Linked DNA regions of Homo sapiens: region 2 is linked to region 1. A link is an interaction called in ENCODE POLR2A ChIA-PET data of the cell type or tissue named here. Cell type or tissue: Panc1. All regions are shown on one strand. Each heading gives the region's core, and the rest is flanking DNA. Links, peaks and the distances in the headings are about the cores only. Region 1 holds the start of LINC02422 (long intergenic non-protein coding RNA 2422). Region 2 overlaps BICD1 (BICD cargo adaptor 1).

Region 1 (8,338 bases), core at 187-8,186:
TGCCTCCTGGGTTCAAGCAATTCTCCTGCCTCAGCCTCCCGAGTAGCTGGGATTACAAGCGAGTGCCACCATGCCTGGCTAATTTTTATATTTTTAGTAGAGGCCGGGTTTCACCGTGTTGGCCAGGCTGGTCTTGAACCTCTGACCTTAGGTGATCCACCCACCTCGGCCTCCCAAAGTTCTGGGATTACAGGCATGCACCACCGTGCCCGGCCTGCTAATTGGTTTTTTAACTAAAGAAATAATTTATGGAGAATCAAACATAAAAAGGTATAAGACAAAAAGAAAAAGTCAAATGGTGTCAAAGAATGGTGTCCCAGACTCCCAAGCAGGAATCCTTGCAGAAATTTTCCATGTTTATACAATAACCACCATAAACATTGAACATTTACTACGTGTCAAGTACTCTCCTAAACACTTTATATGCATTAATTCAGCAGAAAGCAAATTTTTTATGTTAAAGTTACATAGCAAATATTTTAGGCTTTGTAGAGCACTTGGTCTCCGTTGCAACTAATCAACACTTTGTTGTAGTAAGAAAGCAGCTATAGGGAGTATGTAAACTAACGGATGCAGCTATGTTCCAATAAAACTTTATTTAAAAAAACAAGCTATAGCGCCAGGCGCAGTGGCTCACGCCAGTAATCCTAGCACTTTGGGAGGCCAAGGCAGGCAGATCACGAGGTCAGGAGATCGAGACCATCCTGGCCAACATGGTGAAATCCCATCTCTACTAAAAATACAAAAATTAACTGGGCATGGTGGTGCGTGCCTGAAGTCCCAGCTACTTGGGAGGCTGAGACAGGAAAATCACTTGAACCCAGGAGGCGGAGGTTACAGTGAGCTGACATTGGGCCACTGCACTCCAGCCTGGTGACAGAGCGAGACCCCATCTCAAAAAAAAGCAAACAAGCAACAGCCAGATTTGGCCTATGGCTATTAGTTTGCTAACTCCTGAATTATACTCATGTAATAGTCAAAAAAACCTTATGAGGATTATTATCATAACACCATTTTACAGATAAGGAACCAGGGATAGATACAAAAACAGAGAACTCAAGTAAATTGCCCAACAAGTTATCAAGTAGTGAAACTGAGATGTAATCCCAGGCTGTCTAGCTCCAGAGTGTTTTTTAGACACTATTTTTTAAAGCACACATGTATGCATGTATGTCTTTAAAATTTTTATTTTATTTATTTATTTTTTGAGATAGGGTCTCACTCTGTTGCCCCAGCTGGAGTACAGTGGCATGAACACAGCACACTGCAACCTCGACCTCCCAGACTCAAGCGATCCTCCTCTCTCAGCCTCCTAAGCAGCTAAGACCACAAACATGCACCACCATGCCTTGCTAATTTTTTAAATTTTGTAGAGCCAGGTCTTGACCTGTTGCCCAGGCTGGTCTTGAACTCCTGGTGAGAGCTGAAGCCAGCTGGACTTCCTGGGTTGAGTGGGGCCTTGGAGAACTTTTCTGTCTAGCTAGGGGATTGTAAACGCACCAATCAGCGCTCTGTGTCTAGCTAAAGGATTGTAAATGCACCAATCAGCACTCTGTAAAAACATACCAATCAGTACTCTGTGTCTAGCTAACGGATTGTAAATGCACCAATCAGCACTCTGTAAAAATGTACCAATCAGCGCTCTGTGTCTAGCTAAAGGATTGTAAACGCACCAATCAGCACTCGGTAAAATGGACCAATCAGTGCTCTGTAAAATGGACCAATCAGCAGGATGTGGGTGGGGCCAAATAAGGGAATAAAAGCTGGCCACCCCCCCAGCCAGCAGTGGCAACCCACTCAGGTCACCTTCCATGCTGTGGAAGCTTTTTTCTTTTGCTCTTTACAATAAATCTTGCTGCTGCTGACTCTTTGGGTCTGCACCACCTTTAAGAGCTGTAACACCATGAAGGTTGGCAGCTTCATTCTTGAAGTCAGCAAGACCATGAACTCACTGGAAGGTAGAAACTCTGGACATATCTGAAGGAACAAACTCCTGACACACCATCTTTAAGAGCTGTAACACTCACCACGAAGGTCTGCAGCTTCATTCTTGAACTCAGTGAGACCAAGAACCCACCAGAAGGAACCAATTCTGGACATGCTGGCATCAAGTCATCTGCTCACCTTGGCCTCCCAAAGTGCTGGGATTAGAGATGTGAGCCACTGCGCCTGGCTGTGCTGTTTTGTTTTGTTTGTTGTTGTTTTTTAATTTGAGATGGCGTCTCGCTCTGTCACCCAGGCTGTAGTACAGTGGCGCAATCTCAGCTCCCTGCAACCTCTGCCTCCTGGGTTGAAGCGATTCTCCTGCCTCGGCCTCCCGAGTAGCTGGGACTACAGGCTCATGCCACCATGCCCAGCTAATTTTTTGTATTTTTAGTAGAGACAGGGTTTCACCATGTTAGCCCGGATGGTCTCAAATCTCCTCACCTCCTTACCTCAAGATCTGCCCACCTCAGCCTCCCAAAGTGCTGGGATTACAGGCGTGAGCCACCACGCCCGGCCTATGTGTATTTTTTTTTTTTTAACTCATACTGTACATGCTGTTTGGCATCTTGCTTTTCTCACTTAACAATATCTTGCCTATCTTTCCACGTATATAAATCTACCTCGTTCCTTTAATTTGCTGTATAGTATTCCATTGTATGAATCACCAATCAATAAATACCTAGATTGTTTCTGTGCATTTTCCCTTAAAAGCAATGCTTCACTGAGTATCCTTGTGCTGAGGTATTTGCCTGCAGACGCTCACACAGCTAAGAATGAAGGAAAAATTATTATAAATAAAATGGTTGGACCAGGTGAGGTGGCTCACACCTATAATCCCCACACTTTGGGAAGCTGAAACGGGAGGATCACTTGTGGCTAGAAGTTCGAGGCCAGCCTAGGCAGCAAAGTGAGACCTCATCTGTACAAAAAATAAAATTAGGCCGGGCGCAGTGGCTCACGCCTGCAATCCCAGCATTTTGGGAGGCCGAGGTGGGCGGATCATGAGATCAGGAGATCGAGACCGTCCTGGCTAACACAGTGAAACCCCATCTCTACTAAAAACAATACACAAAAATTAGCCGGGCGTGGTGGCGGGCGCCTGTAGTCCCAGCTACTTGGGAGGCTGAGGCAGGAGAATGGTGTGAACCTGGGAGTCGGAGCTTGCAGTAAGCCGAGATCACGCCACTGCACTCCAGTCTGGGTGACAGAGCGAGACTCCGTCTCACAAAAAAAAAACAAAAAAAAAACCCAAAATACAAAATTAGCCGAGTGTGGTGGCACAGGCCTGTAATCCCAACTACTCAGGAGGCTGAGGCAGGAGAATCGTTTGAACCCAGTAGGTGGTGGTTGTGGTGAGCCAAGATGGCGCCATTACACTCCAGCCTGGGCAACAAGAATGAAACAGTGTCCCCCACTCAAAAAAAAAAAAAAAAGATCAGCAACAAGATAAAACCACCAAGGGCTAGAGGGACAAATTGAGGAGCCGGTGTGACCAGAGGCTAGAAGCTGGGTGGGAAGGGCTGTCCTGCCTGGTGGGAGCTGGGTCATATATGAGACAGATGCAGCCGCTGCTGGGAAGACCCCCAGATGCAGAAAGGGGAAAGAAATATGCTGGCTCTCCCATTCAATTATTCACCCTTCAGTCTCCTGCCAGCACTTTCCATTGGCTGATTCTAAATAAAAGCCAGTTAGCAAAGGGGCTTAGGAACTGTAGTTTGCAGGGCTCAGCCTCTGTGGGACAGAGCAGAGCAGAAGGGTAGGGAATGGGTTGGAAAGCAAACAGGAAATGACTGATGTAAAGAATATTGTGTTTTACATTTTGAAATACTATGCAGCCATAAAAAAGAATGAGTTCAATGTCCTTTGCAGGGACATGGATGAAGCTGGAAACCATCATTCTCAGCGAACTAACACAGGAACGGAAAACTAAACACCGCATATTCTCACTCATAAGTGGGAGTTGAACAATGAGAACACAAGAACACAGGGAGGGGAACATCACACCCTGGAGCCTGTCAGGGGGTGGGGGGCAAGGGGAAGGAGAGCATTAGGACAAATACCTAATGCATGCGGGGCTTAAAACCTAGATGACGGGTTGTTGGGTGCAGCAAACCACCATGGCACATGTATACCTATGTAACAAACCTGCACGTTCAGCACATGTATCCCAGAACTTAAAGTATAAAAAAAAAAAATGCCAAATTGCCCACCAATGCAGCTACAAAGATTTATAGTTCCAAGTATGTCTATTTTCCAGCAAATTCCCCAGCACCATGGAGATTTATCCATCTAAGTTAAAATGGTTTTCTGCTATTTTAATTTGCATTTCCTTAATTATGAATGCAGTTGAACATCTTCTCATTTGTTTATATGCCATATTTATTTTGTTTAGTATTTAATGCATGCTATTTAATATTTATTTTTATTTTAACAGTAGGTTTATATCTTTTGCCAATTTTCTTTTTAAAAAAACTTTTTTCCCAAATTCAAACGAGTGTCAGTAGAATGCCAATTTTCCTATTAAGTTGTTGGACTTATTACTTGTAAGAAATATATGTGCCAATCTTAAGTGTTGCAAATATTTTTCCCCAGAATGCTCTTTGCTTTTTAACATTTTAGTCACATGTTTTACTATGCTGTTTTTAATTTTTATGTAGCCAAACATAAATCTTTTTCTTCTTCTATATCCTCTGGATTAAAGATTTTGTCTTTTGCTTAAAAAGGCCTTTTCCTCAAGATTATACAAATATTGGAATGGAGGAATATTTTTAAATTTTCTTCTGTGTTTTCTCTGCTCTAGACAAAGACTAGCCCTTTGGGTCTCTTTATTCTCCCAGGTTAAAAGCTGTTTGGTTTGAGAATATTCTCTTGTACATCCTGCATTCTGTCCTCATTAATCTCCAAAGGAATTTCTTAATTAACGAGAGAAACCCTTTTTCTCTCATCTGAGATATACAATGTAGTTAGCTTGGAAACTCTGACAAGCCTCCTTTTCTATCTCTGAGCATCTCCTCTGCCTTGTCAACTCTTGTACGCTATCAACTAGTCTAAGTTTCTATTCCAGGATGTGGATTGTAATGAAGAAGGCCTTGAATTAAAAGGGACTTGGAGACAATATTGAAATATGACTAGAGGCTCAGTTCTCCAATATATGCAAAAGTTTTCTTCTCTGCAGTAGAGATGGTGCCTACAATGATTTCACAATTCTAGCCGGTACTATGAGGTTCATAAAAACATGGTCCACAAATTCAGGAACCATGTGTGTTTGTGTTTAACTGCTGTATTCCTGGCATTTTGCATGGTACATGGTATGGCAATGATCCTCAAAAAATATTTACTGATTTGAAGATTCTTTAAGTCAGAATGATTTGTATCTTCTCCAGCATATCTGGATCCTAAGGGGTGATGCCAACAAGAGTCCTGGAGAAAAGTGTTTCTGTTATAACGTGGCATGGTTAGGGCCTGAAGTATACATTTGCTTATATTTGCTGTATACCTTTGTGCTTTGCTCTCTTAATGATCCCCCAAAAGCTCCTTTCCCGCCTTCCCCAGGCCACAATGTTGCAGAAAAAAAGTTCAAGAATTGCTAACTTGACTGTGACTTGAAATGATTAAAATGCATGCTTAGAAACCAGTTTCTTAAACCAGTTTCTTAATTCACAAAGACTAGATAAAATCACAGCTGGGAATAGGAAGGAGATAGAAGAACAAGCAGCTTGATTGCAGGGGAAAGTGAAAGGAAATAGAGACTTAAAGGAAGAAGAAAGGAGAAAAAGATCTTCCATCATGAAGGCTGAATGATAGGGGAAATTTTTCACACACCCCTATAAACAAACACAGAATCTGAGGACAATCCACATCCCACCTTTGTAGACATTTAAAGTCACCCTACCTTGATGAGGAGGAACTCAGATGCCTTGAGTTGAAAATGGCCCAACTGTCTGATAGAACTGGTATTTGTGGTTTCTTTTGAATAAAAGAAAGAAACTGAAAGAAAACTGACCCTCCCAGTCTTAAAACTTGAGAAAGTTACATTTGTCTTAATCTGAGTTCCTTCCTCATGAAGCCAACCATCAGGCCTCCCAGATATTATCAAGGAACTGAAACTTACCAGATCACTGCATCTGGACAATGAGGAGCCAGACCCCTCACCCATCATGATTGCCTAAGCAACCACCTGCTTCTTGTTGACCAACTCCTCCCCTTTACCCCTCCCTAATTCTTGTTTTCCCAAAAATGGTTACATTTCTTTTCTGTTATACAAACCCTTAATTTTAATCAGTCAGGGAGATGGATTTGGGACTGATCTAGAACTCATCTCCCATCTCCTCAGCTGCAGCACCCAACTAAAGCCTTCTTCCCTGGCAATACCCATTGTCTCAGTGATCAAGCAGCAGTACCTAGACAGAACCCCTGGCATTTCGGTAACAGGGCGAATAAATGGATGTGCAAGGAAAACCTCTTCATCTTAAATAAAGGGCAGATGAACACTAAGCCTTAGGATGGTGCCAATGAACACATGTTGGGTTGTTTCCACTTTTTGACTATTATGAATAATGCTGTTATGAACATTGTATACAAGTAGAGGAAGGAGTCTAAAGGCCCAGGGAAACAAGAATGATGCATGAATCTGTTATGAACAGCCTGCCCTGCCACTCTGAAAGACAGTCATCCCTGGAAGAGCCTGGAGGACGTCCCCTATACCCAGGCATTACAGATGCAACAGTAAGGAGACTTGAGCATTCTTATAAAACTGTGTTGCAGCTGTTCTTTGCCAGCAGGAGATGGTGGCAAAGGATGTTGCCATGGAATTGAATTTCCTGATCTCAGCTGGAATAAAGGATCCAGGAGTGGTAGAGGCCAGTTGCAATCCTTAGCTTGCAGTGACAAGGTGTCTTAGTCAGTTTGGGTTTAGTCAGTCAGAATACCATAGATGGGTACTTAAACAACGAACATTTATTGCTCAAGTTCTGGAGACTGGAAGTCCTGAGATTAGGGTGCCAGCATGGCTGGTTTGCAGTAAAGGCTTGCCTCCTGGTTCACAGATGGCTGTCTTCTCACATGGCAAAGAGAGTGAGAGCTCTTCTCTTTCTCTTCTCTAAGGACACTAATCCTATAGCAGGAGCTCCACCCTCATGAGCTCATCTATACCTAATTATTTCCCAAAGACCCCACTTCCTAATACCATCCCATTGGCGGTTAGGGTTTCAACTTACGGATTTTGGGGGAACACAAATTGCATAACACAAGGTGAGTACAATTACCAGAGTAACCCACAGGGATGAAGTGTGTACGATCACAGGGTATGAACTTTCGGGATATGTAACATCGTGTAATCAGTCATAAGACTGTAGGAATTAAATACAAGGGCAGCCCAAAGTACTTCTTCACATATCCAGGCAATGATTCTAGGTCTAGTGGGCAGAAACCTAGTTTAAGTCACTGTAGTGGGAATTCACACACTCTTAGCCAGTTTCTCAAACTAAGCTAGTTCAGACTTGGAGCCCGAAAGCACACTGCAATGTGACCACAGGTGTGTTTTGTGGATCTTCAGTAAAACATTCCCCAGAAATAAGTAGGGCCATTTCCCAGTGTGACTATAAACTGGAGACAGGTAAATATTTTTTTTGGTGGAGGGGGGGGCTAATTGATTTTGGCTCTGAACTGATGCTAATCCATGGAGACACAAAATAAAGTAAGATGAAATGAAACAAACGCAACAACAACAAATCCAGCATAGTCCACCACTCAGAGTAGAAGTTTACAGAACCCAGGTGATAGATGGAACCTTGACCAGAGTCAGTTTCCCAGTGTGTCCAATGGCGTGATGGAGCCATTCAGTGGTTACTTCTCTAGTCTCAGAATGAACGGTGGGAAAAGGTATATTTAGCAACTGTTCTTTGATTGATGAAGCGAGGGAGGGCTATTATATTAAGAACATTCAAGTGAAAGCCTCTGAAAATCCTCAGATCACCAAAATAGTGTTCCCAAAGTAACTCTGCAATCTGGGGGAAATTCAGTGGCGACAGTTGTGCAACGGTGAGTGTACGTAATGCCACCGAATGTTACACTTAAAAACGGTTAAAAAAGGCCGGGCACGGTGGCTCACGCCTGTAATCCCAGCACTTTGGGAGGCTGAGGCGGGCGGATCACGAGGTCAGGAGATCGAGACCTTCCTGGCTAACACAGTGAAACCCCGTCTCTATTAAAAATACAAAAAATTGGCTGGGCGCGGTGGCTCACGCCTGTAATCCCAGCACTTTGGGAGGCCAAGACGGGTGGATCACGAGGTCAAGAGTTCGAGACCATCCTGGCTAACACGGTGAAACCCCGTCTCTACTAAAAATACAAA
Region 2 (8,338 bases), core at 182-8,181, 260 kb after region 1:
TTTGCATGCAGAAAATTTGCATGTATATTAATTCCATAAATAATGTTTGTAGTTAAATTTTCATTTTGTTTAAACATTTTTTACAAGATAGAGTTTACTCAGTGCTGTTATTTAGCAGCTGTGTGTATGACTTCATAATTTAGGGGGCTGTCTGTTTTGTGTTCTAAGCCACGTGGCTGCTGTGGTGACTGCTTTAGAAACTTTCAGTTCCCTTTGCTGTGAAACAGGTTTCAGTGCATCGTCCCTGTGTATAAGGTCAGGTTTCTTACATGGACTCACTCTGTTTCTGTAAATTTGTCTGAGAATTTTCAAGGCAGTGCTTTCATGGCCTCTCCTCTAATTTTGTGTGTGTGTGTTTGTGTGTGTCTGTGTGTGATGATGAAAAAGTCAAAAGCCCTAAAATTAAATCAGAGTTTAATCCATGTCCCTAAACTAGATAAGCTGCTTTAGACCTTTTCCTTATCCCTTACACGTCGCTCAGTAAATACTTGCTGATTGACTTTCAAATTCAGATTACTTTTACGCTAGCATACGGTGGGCACAAAGGGTTTTTTTGTTTATTTGTTTGTTTGAGACGGAGTCTCGCTCTGTCGCCAGGCTGGAGCGCAGTGGTGCAATCTCGGCTCACTGCAACCTCCTCTTCCTGGGTTCGAGCGATTCCTCGTGCCTTAGCCTCCCAAGTAGCTGGGACTACAGACAAGCGCCACCACGCCCAGCTGATTTTTGTATTTTTAGTAAAGACGGGGTTTCACCATGTTGGCCAGGATGCTCAAACCCCTGACCTCGCGATCCGCCCGCCTCGGCCTCCCAAAGCGCTGAGATTACAGGCGTGAGCCACCGCTCCTGGCCTGGGCACAGAGTTAAAAAAAAAATACTGGTAACAGAAAACTTGTTGGCGTGTTTCAGTTTTCAGAGTCTTCTATAAGGTCTTATACCAGCCGAGAAGCAGCAGAACCATCTGTCCGTGTACCGAGGACGGATCTCAGCAGCTCTCTGTTCAGTGGCTCCTGCCTTTGTAGTGGATTCCCTTGCTGTGCTGTAATTAAGTCAGCCGGCAGGAGTTCCTGTTTTGAGGGGGCCTCTCCCGGCTGGAGAAGTACCACTGCCTTTGTGTTACCTGCCATGTTATTGTGGAGTGGATAATTTTTTTTTCCTGCATGGGTCTTGGTTTAACAGCAGGATCCTCTGGGCTTCTTCCAAGAAGCACCACATTTCCCTGAAAATAAATGGCAGATGAATTATTTCTTGAGATTATGAAAATCTGTTAGATGAAAGCTTGCCTTTTTCTCATGTTCAAAACAATGCTAAATGCTTATAATTATACTCCCAATGAATTACTTCTTTCACTGGCTTCCTTTGCTCTGGCAAAGGTGGATTTTTTTTCCATGGCAGAGAAATTTTATAAAAAATGTAATATTTTAGAAAATGCCTAAATGTCAAGAATACAACATCTTGTTTGTTGTTGTTGTTGTTGTTTTGTTTGTTTTTTGATACGGAGTCTCGCTCTGTCGCCCAGGCTGGAGTGCAGTGGCGCAATCTCAGCTCAATGCAACCCCGCCTCCCGGGTTCAAGCAATTCGCTGCCTCAGCCTCCCGAGTAGCCTCCATTGAAGGAAGTGCCATAGTGTGGGAGGATCTTTTTATTTTCTACGCGCACCGTATTTGATTCTGTGTTTACAGGAACTGTGTCTGTAGACAAAAAGCAAAATGTTGGGGTTTAGTTTCTTCAGGTGAATAAAATGTTACTTGCATCTCCTCATTGTCACAGTGTTCGTATTACATACTTCGTGTGTGTAGTTTTGGCATTTAAGGAAACAGAGCTAAAAAAAAAACAAAGGACAATAACTGCATCAACAACATGTTATACACCAGAGGAAATGCGGCGACTTAGGTTCTGTGATGGGAAACCCGGATTTTTTTGTTGTACTTGAAATCTTCCGTAGAACGTACGTGTTTGCATGACCCAGAAAGGAAAACACATTGGAGGACTTTGTACTAGTTCCATTCTAATTCTGTAAAATTCTCACAAATTCAGGCATCTGTTAACCCTTCGAGGGCATATAAGTTCAGAGCCATGTTTTCTGTTTTGTGTCTTTCCCTTTGGCGGAGTGGTTACCTTTTCTGAGCCCTTGGCTTGCTTTCTGTGAACATAAGGCGCTCCATCTGCCGCTTTAAAGTGAAGATTTATAATTCAAACAAGACAGCGTTTCGATGTTGCACTCCTGTCTTATTAGATATCAACTTAAAGTTAAGAAAATGGAATTATTCAAGGCCTTGTTATCTAGTTTATAGCTTATTCAGAATTTATATTTCTGATTTTTTTTTGTCCTGATGACTGCCTGTGACTAATTTGTGTTTTTGTTATTAAGCTAAGATTGTATGAAAAATATGGCAAAAACAAAATTCTATATTTCTAATGCCCCATGAGAAATCTGATTTAGAGGCCCTTCCTTTGGACACACTTTTTGTTTTGTTTTGTTTTTGAGCGGAGTCTTGCTCTGTCGCCCAGGCTGGAGTGCAGTGGTGCAATCTCGGCTCACTGCACCCTCCACCTCCTGGGTTCAAGCGATTCTCCTGCCTCAGCCTCCCGAGTAGCTCGGAGTACAGGCGCCCGCCACTACGCCCAGCTAATTTTTCTATTTTTAGTAGAGGTGGGGTTTCACCATGTTGGCCAGGCTGGTCTCAAACCCCTAACCTTAAATGATCCATCCGCCTCAGCCTCCCAAAGTGCTGGGATTACAGGCGTGAGCCACCGCGCCTGGCCTGGACACCCATTTTGAATAGCACTTACCACAGATTCCCGAAGCCAGTGGTTTTCTAGCCTTTTTATTCGCCGTTCGTTGTAAGCTTCTTGAGTCTTGGTGATTCTTGTTTCATTTGTTTTTGTTTCTCCCCAGAGCCTAGCACATAGTAGGTGACGAACAAATGTTCATCGAATGTATGGGCTCAACCATAGTCTATTTTTTTCAAAAAGGTATAAATCTTATCAATGTTTTACATTTTGCTGAACAAAACAGGAGAGAGCGGATTCTTTTCAAATAGGAAAAATTAGGGAGGGAAAAGAGGGATTGACTGAAACTCTATTGAAGTATGTCAACATAAAAGTTTATTGACAGCCTGGCGTGATGGCTCAGGCCTGTAATCCCAGCACTTTAGGAGGCCAAGGTGGGCGGGTCACTAGAGGTCAGGAGTTCGAGACCAGCCTGGCCAACATGGTGAAACCCCGTCTCTATTAAAAATACAAAAATTAGCCAGGTGTGGTGGCAGGCGCCTGTACTCTGAGCTACTGGGGAGGCTGAGACAGGAGAATCGCTTGAACCTGGGAGGCAGAGGTTGCAGTGAGCTGAGATCGTGTCACCACACTTCCAGCCTGGGCAAAAGAGTGAGACTCTGTCTAAAAAAAAAAAAAAAAAAAAAAAAAACAAAAAACCCCACCTATCTATCCTATCTATCTATCTATCTATCTATCTATCTATCTATTGGTCTATCTATCTAGATAAAAATAGCAGTCAACTAATTTTTCAAATTAAAAATGCTTTATTGTTATTTATAGCATGATTGTTTTTCTATAAAAAAGGCATATTACAACAGCCTTCGCTTCACATCTGACTCTTGCAGCATTCTTATAAAGAGATCTCACACCATATTTGAGGGCTTCATTAGTTTTCTAAGCCTTAAAAAAATTTCATCATTAAGATTATTCTCTCATGAAGCACCCAAAATATAGACAGCTTTTCTTATTTTCTTTTCTTCAATTGTTGACAGTCTAATGCTGCCAGATCTTTATCTGTCAGGGACTTTTGATGTTGTTGGAGCCATCTCTTGTGGACTTTATGAAATCTTGCATGCAGCACAATTTGAAACTTCATTGTGCATTCAATTTGCATTGCCTTTGCTGTGTTCACAGTGGCACTCCATGAGGCTTAACTATGGAGATCCTGGTGCTACAAGCCGTTAAATAGTTCTCTCTTCTCAACCTATTCCCCTATCCTGCTTTTCTTTTCTTCATAGCACTTATTACCTCCTGATTATATTTTTTGTTTGCCTTTTGTCTATCACCTGTCATTCTTTTACCAGACCATCTAGTCTCATATGTCTATATAACCTTTCTGAAAAACATCCTGTGGGAAATATACCATATATACAGAAAAAGTGCACAAACATGAATATACAGTTTAACAAATAATATAAACCTGCTATTCATGTAGCCACCACCCAGATGAAGGAAATAGAATATCATAAGCACCGCACAATCTCCATTTGTGCCCTTCTCCATCGTAGCTTTCTCTGTCCCAGACAACCATTGTCCACAACTTGTTGTAATAATTTACTTAATTTTCTTTTATAGTTTTATCACACATAATTTAGTTTTTGTCTGCTTTTTGAACTTTACATGAATGGAATAATATTGCATATATTATTTAATGCTTTTTCTTTCATTTAACATTTTTTTTTGTGTGTGTGTGAGATTCTCCAGGTTGTTGTACACAGTGCTAGTTATTTCATTTTGTTATGGTATAGTATCCCATTGTATGATTGTACCACAGTTTATCCATTTTTTAGTTGATGGGTTTTGACTTGCTTTCATTGTTTGGGCTATTATGAATAGTGCTGCTCTGCACCTGTTGTACATATAGCCTGGTGAACATGTTTGCGAATTTCTATGAGCGTGATCACGGTGGTGTAGAATTGCCAATCTTCAACCTGCCTGTATTTTCCAAAGCGATCATACCAATTTATTTACCTTCCAGCAGTGTATGAGAATTCTCTATTCTCACCATCATTGGATATTGTCAGATTTTAACATTTGGCTCAACTGATGGGTGTATAATGGTATCCTATGGTACTTATAATTTGCATTATCCCTAGTTACTAATAAGCTTGAGCAATTTTTCATATTTTTATTTCGATTTCCTAATTTATGAAATGCCTGTTTAAGTCTTCAGCCATTTCAAATGTTACCTGTCTTTTCAAAATGATCTATAGGAGTTCTTTGTATAATATATATTCTGGCCCCTAGTCCTTTATTCTTTGTATGTGTTGCAAATATCTTCATCTCTGCAGTTTACTCTTTTTGTGGTGTCCTTTGATAAAATTCTCAATTTGGTGAATGTAATTGAATTTATTAATTTTTCTCTTTGTTATGTATTTTTGTGTCTTTAAGAAATTTTTCCCTATGTAGGGAAGAAGGACAAAAATTGTCTTTCATAATTAGTTCTTTAACCCTTCATAACTTTGAGTATATAAATTATTGTGACCATCTTTGAATCTACAGTAGTTGAATTGCATATATAGAGGCTTGAGTTCTTAAATTATTCTTTCCAGGGTGAATATTAGCATATCACAATAGGACAGTAGGGACAGTGGCTTTTTCGCTAATGAAATCTAAGATTTTTCCTTTTCTGCTCATGAAAAATGTTTCTGCTTAAATTGTAATGAGTGTACAAGAGGCATAAATCCACAGTGGGTACAAATGTCAAAGATTATGGTTTAAACCAGCAAAATATGTCTTCTTAGATATACGAAACATTTTGTCAAATAGCCCCTGGCATCATCTGGGCTAAATGAAGAATCACCAGGACATGTGATACAGTGAAACTATTCCACTTATAGTAACAGCACTTAGTAATTGCTTTCATTAATCCAGGCAGGTTAATATTCTATCTACTTGCATAACAATGTCAAAAAATCTATTATCTACTGAAACCTTTTATATAGCAAGTTAAGCTCCTATTTCTTTCATAAAGATTGAGATTCAAATATTAATCCAAACTACTCAGAATCACTTTCTCTTCCTCACTTTTCTGATACCCCCACTGGAGAGTGACTGATCAGTGCATTATCTGTCACCTCAGAGCTCAGAGTGCCCCTCTTTTCTATTCAAATACAAAGCCATTCATTTACTTTGATGGACAAATAGCCGTGGCATTAGTATGGGTAGGGGCAAGTGCTGTTGTCTCTTATCTAGGAAGGAGTTGGTTCTTTTCTGATGGTTGAATAATATACTTAGGTATAGAAAGAGACCTGAGTGTCTTGAAAGCAACATTCTTTCATTTTTGTCAATGTTTTAATCAGCACCCCTGTGCATATATTATCTTTGCATATTTCAGCACTTTGTATTAGACTTCTACATGTTGTGGTCTTTGCTTCTGATAAGGGACAGAATAAATAGGAAGAAAGAATAAAAAAGCCATAATGTTAAGTACATCCATTCCATGCCCATAGCCATACATCACAGAAGTCACAGGGAAGGCTCTGTGACACGAGATAATGATGTGGATGTGACAGAACATGGTAGAGGAAAAGGCCACAGACAGGTGCAGAGTAGGAAGAATGAAAGAATTCATTGTGGCTGTCAAAATCCTATGTTTGTGTTCCCAAATCCTATTTCTTTTTTCTTTTGACTTGTGATGTATTGACTGTCAATTAGTTATCAGGTACTATGTTCAGCCCAGTTATTGCACAAGAGATCCTGAAAATCTTTAAGTAGCTCCTGGACTTGGAAGAGGGAAGGAAGGAGGAGACACTAAAATAATTACAATATGTTACTATTATACATGACAATATGCAGAATGCATTTGGAACATAGCCAATAACTTTACACAGAGATAGCAGTTTTTGAGCTGAATTTTAGAGGACCAAGTTGATAGAATTTGATGATCAGATGAGGGGTTAGGGAGAGGAAGTCTTTCAGTTTATTTTAAGGCTGGAGTGAATATTATTTTTGTAAATGCAGGATTTTAAGGAAAAGGACAAAATGCCAGAAGACAGCAGATTTCTATTTTCTGTATATTTGTACATCATGACAATACATTTATAGATACACTAATTCTTGTACATAAATAATTCATATAATGTTTGTCTTTATCAGTCTGAATTGTCAGCTTTGGTCATAGGGAATTGGAACCAAGTGTTTACTGAGCATCTACTATATGTGAGGCACTATATTAGGTGCTGGGCATGCAGTGATGAGCAAAACAGGGATGGGTCCAGCTCTTATAGAACTTAGAGTTGAGTGGGAAAAACAGAATTAATCAAATTTCCATATTTATAATTAGAAATGACATATACATATGAACAAAGGCTCTCTCAGAACCCAATTATTCTTCCCTTTCACTCTTCTTCCTAATCATACTACCAGCGTTAAGTTGACAGTTATTTATCAGGCATATTTAGCAGCCAGCCTTACAGTTTTCTCTTGCACACTGTTAACAATTACTGTCACATGGTCACTGTTACATGTTAGCCAATAGTGCCTCACATTCACTGTGGCTTCCAAAGCTTGGGCTTGGGGAAGCAGGTGGATGGTGATATCATGAGCTCAGATAGAGATCATGGGAGAAGAGATTTGAGATGTTTTAAAAAAGTGTTTTGAGCAGATGAAGTTAAAGAGTTAAAGGGAACTATGGTCAAGTGGAGGTGCTGGTAGGCAGGTGGAAATATACTTCTGAATCTCAGGATGACTAATGAAAAGCAAGAAAATGAACAACAAGGGACTATTAATGTGTGTTATGCTGTGCTTATGCATTTTGTCTGGTTTCAAATCATTGTATTTAAGTAGTTCTTAAAGTCACAGGAGTGAATGAGATTAAGTAGAGGAAGAAGGAAAAGAGGTACAGATGGAGACCTAGGGAGTGCCAGGCCTCAGAGCAGACAGAGGAAGGGCACGCAGTGACAGAGCCCACGAAGTGTGGCCAGAGAGCAGTGATGAGGAGGATTACCGAGTGGCTCATGGAAACCAGCGTGGAAGCTTTCTTATTTCTTCTTCTCCTTCTGCTTCTCTTTCTCCCTTCCTCCTTTCCTCCCTCCCTCCCTCCCTCCCTCCCTTCCTTCCTTCCTTCTCCTCCTCCTTCTCCTTCCTCTTCTTCTTCCTCCTCCTCCTCTTCTTCTTCTTTCTCTTCTTCTTCCTTCTTCCTCCTTCCTCCTCCTTCTTCTTCCTTTTTCTTTTTTGAGACAGTCTTGCTCTGTCACCCAGGCTGGAATGTAGTGGTATGATCATAGCTCACTGCAGCCTCGACCTCCCCAGGCTTAGGTGATCCTCTCACCTTAGCCTCCCGAGGAGCTAAGACCATAGGTGTGAGCCACCATGCCCAGCTAATGTTTTAATTTTTGTAGACATGGGACCTCCCTATGTTGCCCAGGCTAATCTTGAACTCAAGTGATCCTCCTGCCTCAGCTTCCCAAAGTGCTGGGATTACATATATGAGCCACTGTGCCCGGCTGTGGGAAGCTTTCAAGAACAAGAGAGACCAATGTTGCCAGACAGGCCAAGTAATATTAGGACTGGAAAGCAGCTAGATTGAGAGACTCACAGGAACAAGAACAGAGAATTCTGAATT

The links. ChIA-PET counts read pairs that join two places held together with the same protein. Peaks named below come from ENCODE experiments on the same cell type or tissue, not always from the same donor. Only the 100,000 strongest peaks of a DNase experiment are listed, where the experiment ranks them.
Region 2: POLR2A ChIA-PET joins it to region 1 with 12 read pairs; 2 of 35 experiments call an interaction of 5 or more read pairs at or near these places.

What each region holds. Positions count from the first base shown.
Region 1 is chr12:31,881,289-31,889,626 of GRCh38, forward strand. It overlaps LINC02422 (long intergenic non-protein coding RNA 2422), which reads right to left and starts at 5,915. Exons shown (of 2, transcript NR_135029.1): 1 at 5,879-5,915. In Panc1, for the core only: no CTCF peak of the experiment used is centred there; no DNase peak of the experiment used is centred there.
Region 2 is chr12:32,139,011-32,147,348 of GRCh38, forward strand. All of the region lies in intron 1 of BICD1 (BICD cargo adaptor 1), which reads left to right. Among named protein-coding and RNA genes, the nearest start is that of BICD1-AS1, 36 kb to the left of the region's middle. RefSeq lists enhancers at 936-985, 7,697-7,766. In Panc1, for the core only: no CTCF peak of the experiment used is centred there; no DNase peak of the experiment used is centred there; H3K4me3 peaks cover 2,075 bases; H3K27ac peaks cover 2,194 bases.